2 separate regions of the Mus musculus genome follow, and region 2 is linked to region 1. A link is a contact called in ENCODE Hi-C or POLR2A ChIA-PET data. All regions are on one chromosome and are shown on one strand. Each heading gives the region's core, a stretch centred on a gene start or an enhancer-like site at or near the end of the contact. The rest is flanking DNA. Distances are from core to core; before and after follow the strand shown. Region 1 holds the start of Kat6a (K(lysine) acetyltransferase 6A). Region 2 holds the start of Gpat4 (glycerol-3-phosphate acyltransferase 4).

Region 1 (4,079 bases), core at 1,148-3,647:
CCTGGGTTCCACACATCTCATTCCCGGCTTCAAGCAGAAAGTGAGTATCTTAAGCCTGAGAAGAAATTAAAATAATGTCAGTTTTCTATCAAGGCCTGCTCTGTGAATAAGTTATCAAATGAAACCTCCTAGTCGCGTCTTAAAGCAGTGTGTTTAACAACACTCTCAAGAGCTTAAATACAGCACTATCAATACAGTCAACTGGAAACCACGGGAATAAAAACAGAAGGAGAAGAAGCTGAGTAGTTAAAGTAAAATGAGGAACTAAAGATGTCTACAAACGACCTCAGCCGTAACTAACCGGAGGAGTGCTAGTTAGTCCTCCGCAATCTGTGCTCACCAGTCTAGGGGGTCAACTCGTCCTCCACATTGTCCCCAAGAAACTATTCAGCACTTCAACAAGTATCTGGATTAGTAGGAAGAATCCTGCAACAAAAGCAAAAGTGGATCAGCTTTCAAAATTCCAGTGGATAGGAAACAGACAGTAAGCTCTGCAGAAACCACTAACAGCAATCTGATCAGTTCCTACACGAAAGAAAATAAACCTGCTTCACACACCACAATACGGAGAGTAATGCAAACGAAAACAGCTTAGTGTCAAAGTGTGTAAGGAATTTCATTCAAACTTTCACCAATACCCATACACTGAAGGAAATGACAACTGTCAAACATAATCTACAGATAAACTAGAAATAAGAAAGGCCTAGAATCATTTGGATCAAATGCAGATACATGTAAAATCGTACAATACAGAAAACAAGTAACTGCCTATGATCTGATAAAAATGTAAATTTGAGATTGCTATCTCAGAATGTACATTAGTCAATAAAACAAAAACAAATATACTACTACCTCTGAACTTGTTCCTCCAAAACTAAGTGTAACTTTGAACTTCTCATGTTTTGGAGCACGTGTACAATATAAACACAGCAAAAAAGGGGCGGGGGCACCCCTTCAGCAACTATTCCCAACAGTGTGCAGGCAAACGGGAGACTAATACATGAGGAATGAAATAGTACTAGTAAGAAAAAAAGCATTAGCACCCGGGGCCAAAATGTATTTCAAAATTAGCTAACTAAAAGAAGTACCCCCCTCCCCAGGAGGGGTGCTTCATATTAGTGGAGGTTTTACGAGGACAAACATCAGAATTATTACCCAAGGGATGTTTCTGATATAGACACTAACTTTAAAGTAACCAGGACTAAGACCTAAGAAGGTGGGAACACCCTATGTGGCTGAGTTTTCAGGTGAAAAAGAATGAATGACAGTCACACATTGTCTTTCCGGCCGGAAGTTTCCCCAATCTGCGAGTCTGCACAAACCAACGCTCTGAAGATCTGAACCCTAACTCTCAGAAAGTACACTCGCGAGCTAGAAAGAAAGACCAGCCGGGCTCGCAAAGCCCTTCCCGCTCTCTCTCCCAACCCAAAACACATCTGCGCGCGCCCTCGATTTAAAGCCCAAGGAACTTTAAAAAAAACTTGAAGCGGCAGAGCCCCGCAGTTTGCCAGCGGACCGCTTCGCCGGTCCCATTCTATGGAAACACAGCCCGGAGAGTAAGTTAACAATGAAATCACGTGGAGTTAGGAGCATAGTAAGCTCTAGCCCCAGCTCCTCCGAGCTCTTCGCTCCAAGGGGTCGGCTCAGAAGAGCAGCAAGGGGGACACCGGCTGTGACGGAGCCTGACAGGTAGGGCAGGTCCGGCCCAAAGTCGCGGAGCTCTTGACAGGCAAGCCCGCCGCCACCCGTCCCGGCTAGGGGCTGACAGTCCGACAGACACAACACCACACGTGCTGCCTGCTCCAGACCACTGCACCCACCAGGCTGTCACCCTGCACCGCTCAACCCCGCTCGGATCTCCGCGCACTCCGCACAGCCCGGAGTGCGCGCCCGCCCGGCGCCGGGAGCGGCGGGAGCGGCGGGCGGGCGGGCGGACGGACGGCGGGCGCGCCCCCGAGGGAGAGCGGGCGAGCCCGCACAGCAGCCCCAGGCTCCGCGGCCTGGCTGCTCGGCGCCAGGGAGCCCCGGCTCCCGGAGTGGGCCGCCGGCGGAGCTAGGGCGGCGGCGGCGGCGGGCCCGTCGGCGCGAGCCCGGAGGGCGGGCGCGGGCCGGGCCGCGGAGTCGGACGCGAGGGGGCGGCCGCGGCGCCCAGCCCGAGGCCTGGCGCAGAGCAGCGGGGAGGCGGCGCAGGCCGCGGCGGGGCCTGCAAGCGGCCCGCCGTCCCCGCGAGGCGCCGAAGCAGACTCCGGGGCGGCCTAGCCTCGGGCTCGGCAGCTGGGAGCGACCGGGGGCGGCCCCTCGGCTCCTTACCTGGGGGGAAGACAGCCGGGATCCCGGGGGCCCGGGCCGGACCGCGGAGATGCCCCAAACTGACACGGCCGCCATCTTGGAGACAGTGAGCTCCGACTGGGGGGAGGGGAGGCCAAGCGGCGGAACAGCCGCGGGGGGAGGGGAGCGTCGCGAGGGAACGGCTGCCTGGGGAGGGAGCGGGAACAGCCTGCGCGGGCGGGCGGGAGGGAGGGAGCGGAGGAGCGCGGGAGGGGGGCGGCCGGTAGCTGGAAGAGCCGGCTCGTCGCCGGGAAGGGCCGGAGGGCGGGGCCACGGGGGGCGGGGTGGAGGGAGCCGCTGGGCGGGTCACGTGGGGCGGGTACAAAAGGCCGAAGCCCGGGTGGAAGCGGGAGTTGGCCGGGCTGGAGGCCAACAGCTGGGGGCGTCCCCTCCTCCTTTCTCACGCGCAGCGATCGGGCAGAATGGCGAGGCCACAGGCGGAAGGTGCACCCGGATTATACAGCCCGGGAAACTTGGAGCGGGCGGGCGGGCGGGCGGGCGGGCGGGCGGGCGCTTGGGTGGGGCGGCTTCGGCGCGACGCCGAAACCTCGGAGCTAGGAAGCTCGGAGCTCCCGGCGCGCGGCGTCCGCCCGGGTTCCCAGGCCCTTGTTAGCGCCCGGGGGCGTGCACCCGCGGCTGCCTTGCAGGGTCGGGGACACACACACACACACACACACACAGTGGCTTCGGGAGCTCCGTGGCTGGGCGGGGGAACGCGGGTGGCAGGAGTTCCTTCTTTTGCCTTCGCCTTTCTGCTCACTCTGCACTCCAGCTGCTCATCCCCCCGTGGTTCAAAGAATAGTCTGGCTAGAAAGGGGAGAGGGCACGAAGTTGGACACTCCTTGTCAGCCAACAAGATGCCCACCTAGGGCACTTGACTGACCCCCCTGCCCGCAAGTCACTAAACCTTGGAAACATGTTTATAAGAAACACCACCCACCGAGCTCGGTTTCTAGGACTTGGACAAGGTCACACAGCTATTATGGCACGGTTGCTTGTGGAACCTGGGTCTTTCTCTTCTTTTCCTACCCTGTGCAGTTTGATGGCTGAACCGCAGAGACTCTTGGCTAGGGCAAGCCTCTCCGCTACTGGCTACCTGTTTCTTTGTCTTTGGTCCACTAGAAACTCTTGAGATTGAGTCCCACACACACATACCCCTTCCCTGGAAAGACGTTAAAGCTCAACAGCTTGAGACTTGTATTGCTGCTACCCTTGCACTTGGTTTATGTCCCCTTCCTAGACTGTTAACCCCCCGCCACCTCATTTTATCATAGCTTTACCAAAAAGGAAAAAAACACCTGCTAGTCGCTGCCATAACTTTGATATTACTTTGTTGGTTTTGTGCTTTATTCACTTTACAGTTCAGGTGTAGTCGTAATGCTTTTAGTATATTCCCAGGTTAATGTTCTTCGACAGTGCCATTTGGCATCCCAGCATCTAACCAACATGATGCCAAGGGCTCAAAACAGCGCTTATAGTGAATAAGCATTTGTAAGCGTCTGAGAAATAAGTTTACACCTCACCTCATGTCCTGTCTCCAAACCTCATTCCCTGCTTTCAGATCTGAGTAGCCCTCCTCCACCCTAATTCTTGCCCAGACGACTATGCACACTAGACTGTTGAAACTATTCCATATTAATACTAGCCTGGGAAACTCACGCAAAGGGCCTGCAGTGCCCTATACTGATGTTGATAACAAGCAGTTGTGGAGAGGTTTATTGGATCACCCAAAACCACTTCTCTACAAACCC
Region 2 (4,079 bases), core at 869-3,368, 350 kb before region 1:
TTATGGGCATTTTGCCCACATGTGTGTCTGTGGAGGCCAGAAAGGGCTATTGGATCCCCCTGGAACTGGAGTTAGTTATAAGCTACCACATGAGTGCTGAGAATGGAGCTGGTGTCCTCTGAAAGAAGAGTCAGAACTGTCCATTGTTGAGCCATCTCTCTAGTCCCACCTGTATCTTTTATATTTCTAAGTAATTATTTTCTCACTATATAACCCTGGCTAGCCTAGAACTTACTATTCAAACCAGGCTGGCCTCAAACTTATAGAAATTCACTGCCTCTGTTTTCTAAGTGCTAGATTAAAGGTGTTTGCTACCATGCCTGCCCTATGTTAGTTTTAAAAATGTTCTTATTACGTTTATCCACTGATGTGTTGGCGTGTTTGCATCCATGCGCATTCATGAGCTTGCTTTTGCCCCAGTCCACCTGCTGAGGTTAAAGGATAACTTGCAAGAGTGGATCCCTGGAATTAACTCAGGTCATCAGGTTTGACAACAGTGCCTTTCCCCCACTGACTCATTCACTAGTTCTTTGGGGGTTGTTTTAAGACAGAGTGTCACAGGGCTAGTCCAGGCTGACCTGGACTTACTGTATAGCTAAAGGTGACATTGAACTTCTGATCCTCCTGCCCTTACATCTGTGGAGTGTTTCAGTGAGTGTTAGTTAGCTATCATGTTTCATTTTGAAGAAACCATGACTTTAAAAAATATTTTCCTGTAGTCATTCCTCAGCAGGTAAGCATTGTAAGTAAGCATCAAATTAGCACATTCAGGGGTTGCACTGTATTAGAATTCTTGATTTTAAAAACTGCTTCAGTTAATCTGCTCACAAAAATCTGTTAAATCATTTTTGGCTTGGGATTAGGGCAGAATCTCTAATAATTTCTGAAATGTTCATAAACTTACTAATATTGTTTTGTACAAGGTATTTGTGAAACGGTGTTCTCAGCATTGACAATTATAAAATTTAAAACGTTGGGAAACTTTATGTTTTATATCCTTTGGTATCAAATATTTAGCTGATTTCTTTATATTAAGAGTGGCAGCCGGGCAGTGGTGTCGCATGCCTTTAATCCCAGCATTTGGGAGGCAGAGGCAGGCGTTTTTCTGAGTTCAAGACCAGTCTAGTCTACTGAGTGAGTTCCAGGACAGCCAGCGAAAAAACCAAAAATAAAATAATAAATTAATAGAGTGGCAAACACATCCATCTCATTAATATGCAAATTTGCTTTAATAGTTAATATAGGAAAGCTACAAATACATAGCAAAAATGCTTTTAAATAAATTTATTATCATTAAATATGTCTTGTATTCCTGTTATAGTTACATACCTGGAGTTGTGTAAAAGTTTGTGAAGAAATCAACAAATGGAGGTTTAAGTCCTGAATTAGGGGAAAGGTTAGGTACTCTTGGAAGTATACAAAAGCAATAAACTCGGAGGCTGGGAATGTGGCTCAGCTGGTCGAGTGCTTCTTTTAGCATGCACGAGGCCCTGAGTTCCAGCCCCCAGCACTTTATAAAACTTGGGACGGTAGTTTATTCCAGCACTTCAGGAGGTGGAAGCAGTCGGTGCAGAAACTGAAGGTCATTGGGCAATTCGCAGTTTTTGAGGCAAGTCTGTATTACAAGACGTCCTGTCTTAAAAGGGGGTGGGGTGGGCCAAAGAGGCGTGTCCCCCATCCCTTCTTTCTCTTTCTTCCACTATAAAGGACCCACGTCAGCAAAACAAGCCTGTCTTTGAAGCTTCCAGTCTGAGGAGAGGTTAGTTAGAACTGTGGCTGGGTTGGAAAACTGCAGTTGGCCAACCAGCCAATTACGTTAAGAGAAGCTCCGGGATGCCCGGGTAGTGCTGGGATGGTGGCTAACGTTTCGTGGCCAGCCGGAACCGAATCTCACACAAAGTCCCACAAAGACTCAGTAAATGAACCTCGCCATGCCGGGTTCTCCCTCTCCCCGGGAACGATGCCTGTTCTGGACACAGCTCAGACAGGCCCCGGTTGGCTTTCAGAAAGCGACCTCGGCTCACGCTGGCGAGCATCAGTGCGAGGAGCGAGCATCGCCGGAGCCCCGCCCACCCTGGGGTCCTCCGGGAGACCGCGCAAGCGCGGTTGGGCGGGACTCGGGGGCGGGGATTGAGGGGAGTGGGGTCCACGTCCAGCGGCGTAGACAAAGACGGGCGGGCGTACGCACGCTCTTACGTACGCCTGGGCCGGCGGCGGGCAGGGCAGGGCGGGAGCGGCAGTCACCGAGGACTGGAGCCGAGCCTCACGGCCGGTGAGTTGGATGGACCTGGTCCTACCGGACGCCCCCGGCCCCGGGCGGGACGCGGGGTCGGCAGCCGCGGGCCGGGGTCCCGCCGGTGGGGCAGCCGCTGCCGGGCGGTCCGAGCTCCTTCACGCCCGCTTGCCCCACTCCTGTCCTTCGCCAGCCCCGCTCCTCTCCTCCCGGGCTAGCCCCGCTGTCCTCTTGCCGCCTCATCTCCTCTCCAGTCGCCCGGCTCCTTGCCGCTCGGCTCCTTGGCTCAGCCAGCCCCGCTGTCCTCATCCGGCCCTTTCTTTCCCTTCCCTCCTCTCCTCGGCCGCCCCGCTCCTCTCTCCCCGACCGGTTTCTCTCCTCCTCAACCGACCACGCTCCTCTCCGCAGGCCGCTCGCCGCCTCGGCCTGGTGTGGCCCGGAGCTGAGGAACGTGGCTGAGAACCCGGCGTTAGATCACGTGGAAACGGGTTTCCCCCCCAGAATCCGTCCTTTATCCCGTGCTGTGCTCACACTGTCTTCTTTTTCGGGTCTGCCCCCTCTCCCCCTTCCCGCATTGGAGAGTCCCAGTGTCCAGGTTTGCCCCCGGATAGGGGCAGCCCTGCTTGATGCTACATGACTTTCCTGAGCCACTAACTAGAACTGCCACTATTCCAGCCTTCTTCACACCCCAGACTCCCTTTCGCCTTGGTTCCATGCCCTCAGTGGTAGTAGCATCCTACCTGGAAGTTTGACTTATTTATTCACTTTCCATCTTACTTGGATATTACATTGGTGACTCACAGGTTGTAGAATAATCTATGTGAAATTGTCAGGCTTCGCGGACGTTAAGTTCCATCCCATACCCATCTCTTGCGTATTACCGGTAGATAGCCTTTGAAGAACTTTGGTTTCGCTCGTTTTCCTTAATTTGAGCAGAACTTTTAAGAGTCTCTGCAGAGTTAGCGTGTCTTCGAGATTGTATCGCAACCCCGTAAAGACAGGCATAAAAATCACTGCGACCAAAGACTATGGTCAAAACTGTAATCCTGCCTGCTAAATTATCCTTCCTCTTTCTGAGAGTAATTTTTCAGACCTATAATTTGGAGAATTTCAAATATGCAAAACCAGGAACGTATGCTCATTATTATATATGCTCAGTGACATCTGGGGTTAATCATGCAATATCTGCATCTTCATTTATTTTACTTCTTCTGTCTCAGGAAGAAACAAAAATTTAGCACTGGAGCGCGCGCCGTGTGTGTGTGTGTGTGTGTGTGTGTGTGTGTGTGTGTGTGTTGGAGGTTTGTGGTTTATTTAATTTTACCAATGAGCTGTATATCTCCCGTCTCCATGTTTTTGATAGACAGTGAGCCTTTACAAGTCAAAAGTAGCTTAAGTTTCAAAATGAAGATTGTAGCATTGCATAAAATCGTAATATGTTTTTGTTGAAAGGTACCCTATTATTAAAAGTTCTTCCTTGAGCTGAGGTGCTGGCTCTGAGTAAATGCTATATAAACATGAGGACCTGAGTTCAGATCCCCAGCATCCATGTAAAAAGCCAGACATGGCTCTCACCTGTAGTCTCACTGCTGGGAGGCAGAGACAAGAGGCTCCTGAGAGCCATTTGATAAGATTCTGGTTCAGTGATAGACTCTGTTCCAATACAGTGAAAGGACTAGAGAGATGGCTCATCAGTTAAGAGCGCCTGAAACTCTTGCAGAGGAGCTGGAGTTGATCCTGGTACCATATGCTGGTTTACATTTATCTGTAACTCTGCCTCCAGGTGATCCTATAGCCTCAAGTGTTCCTGGCCACATACAGATACACACTTACACAATTAAAAATA

The links. Hi-C counts contacts between places; a loop is a spot of excess contacts on that map. ChIA-PET counts read pairs that join two places held with the same protein, here RNA polymerase II (POLR2A).
Region 2: a map of regulatory T cell shows a loop between it and region 1 (3-fold over the local background). The contact joins the promoter of Gpat4 here to the promoter of Kat6a in region 1. A Hi-C loop is called at or near these places in 1 of 37 maps with a recorded cell type or tissue (regulatory T cell). POLR2A ChIA-PET finds 5 or more read pairs at or near these places in 1 of 5 experiments (embryonic stem cell).

Annotation. Positions count from the first base shown.
Region 1 is chr8:22,857,864-22,861,942 of GRCm38, reverse strand. It overlaps Kat6a (K(lysine) acetyltransferase 6A), which reads right to left and starts at 2,397. Exons shown (of 18, transcript NM_001081149.2): 1 at 2,311-2,397; 2 at 341-426; 3 at 1-55. Gm46036 (a long non-coding RNA gene) reads left to right here and starts at 1,504. Exons shown (of 3, transcript XR_001778526.2): 1 at 1,504-1,689.
Region 2 is chr8:23,206,492-23,210,570 of GRCm38, reverse strand. Gpat4 (glycerol-3-phosphate acyltransferase 4) reads left to right here and starts at 2,118. Exons shown (of 13, transcript NM_018743.4): 1 at 2,118-2,272.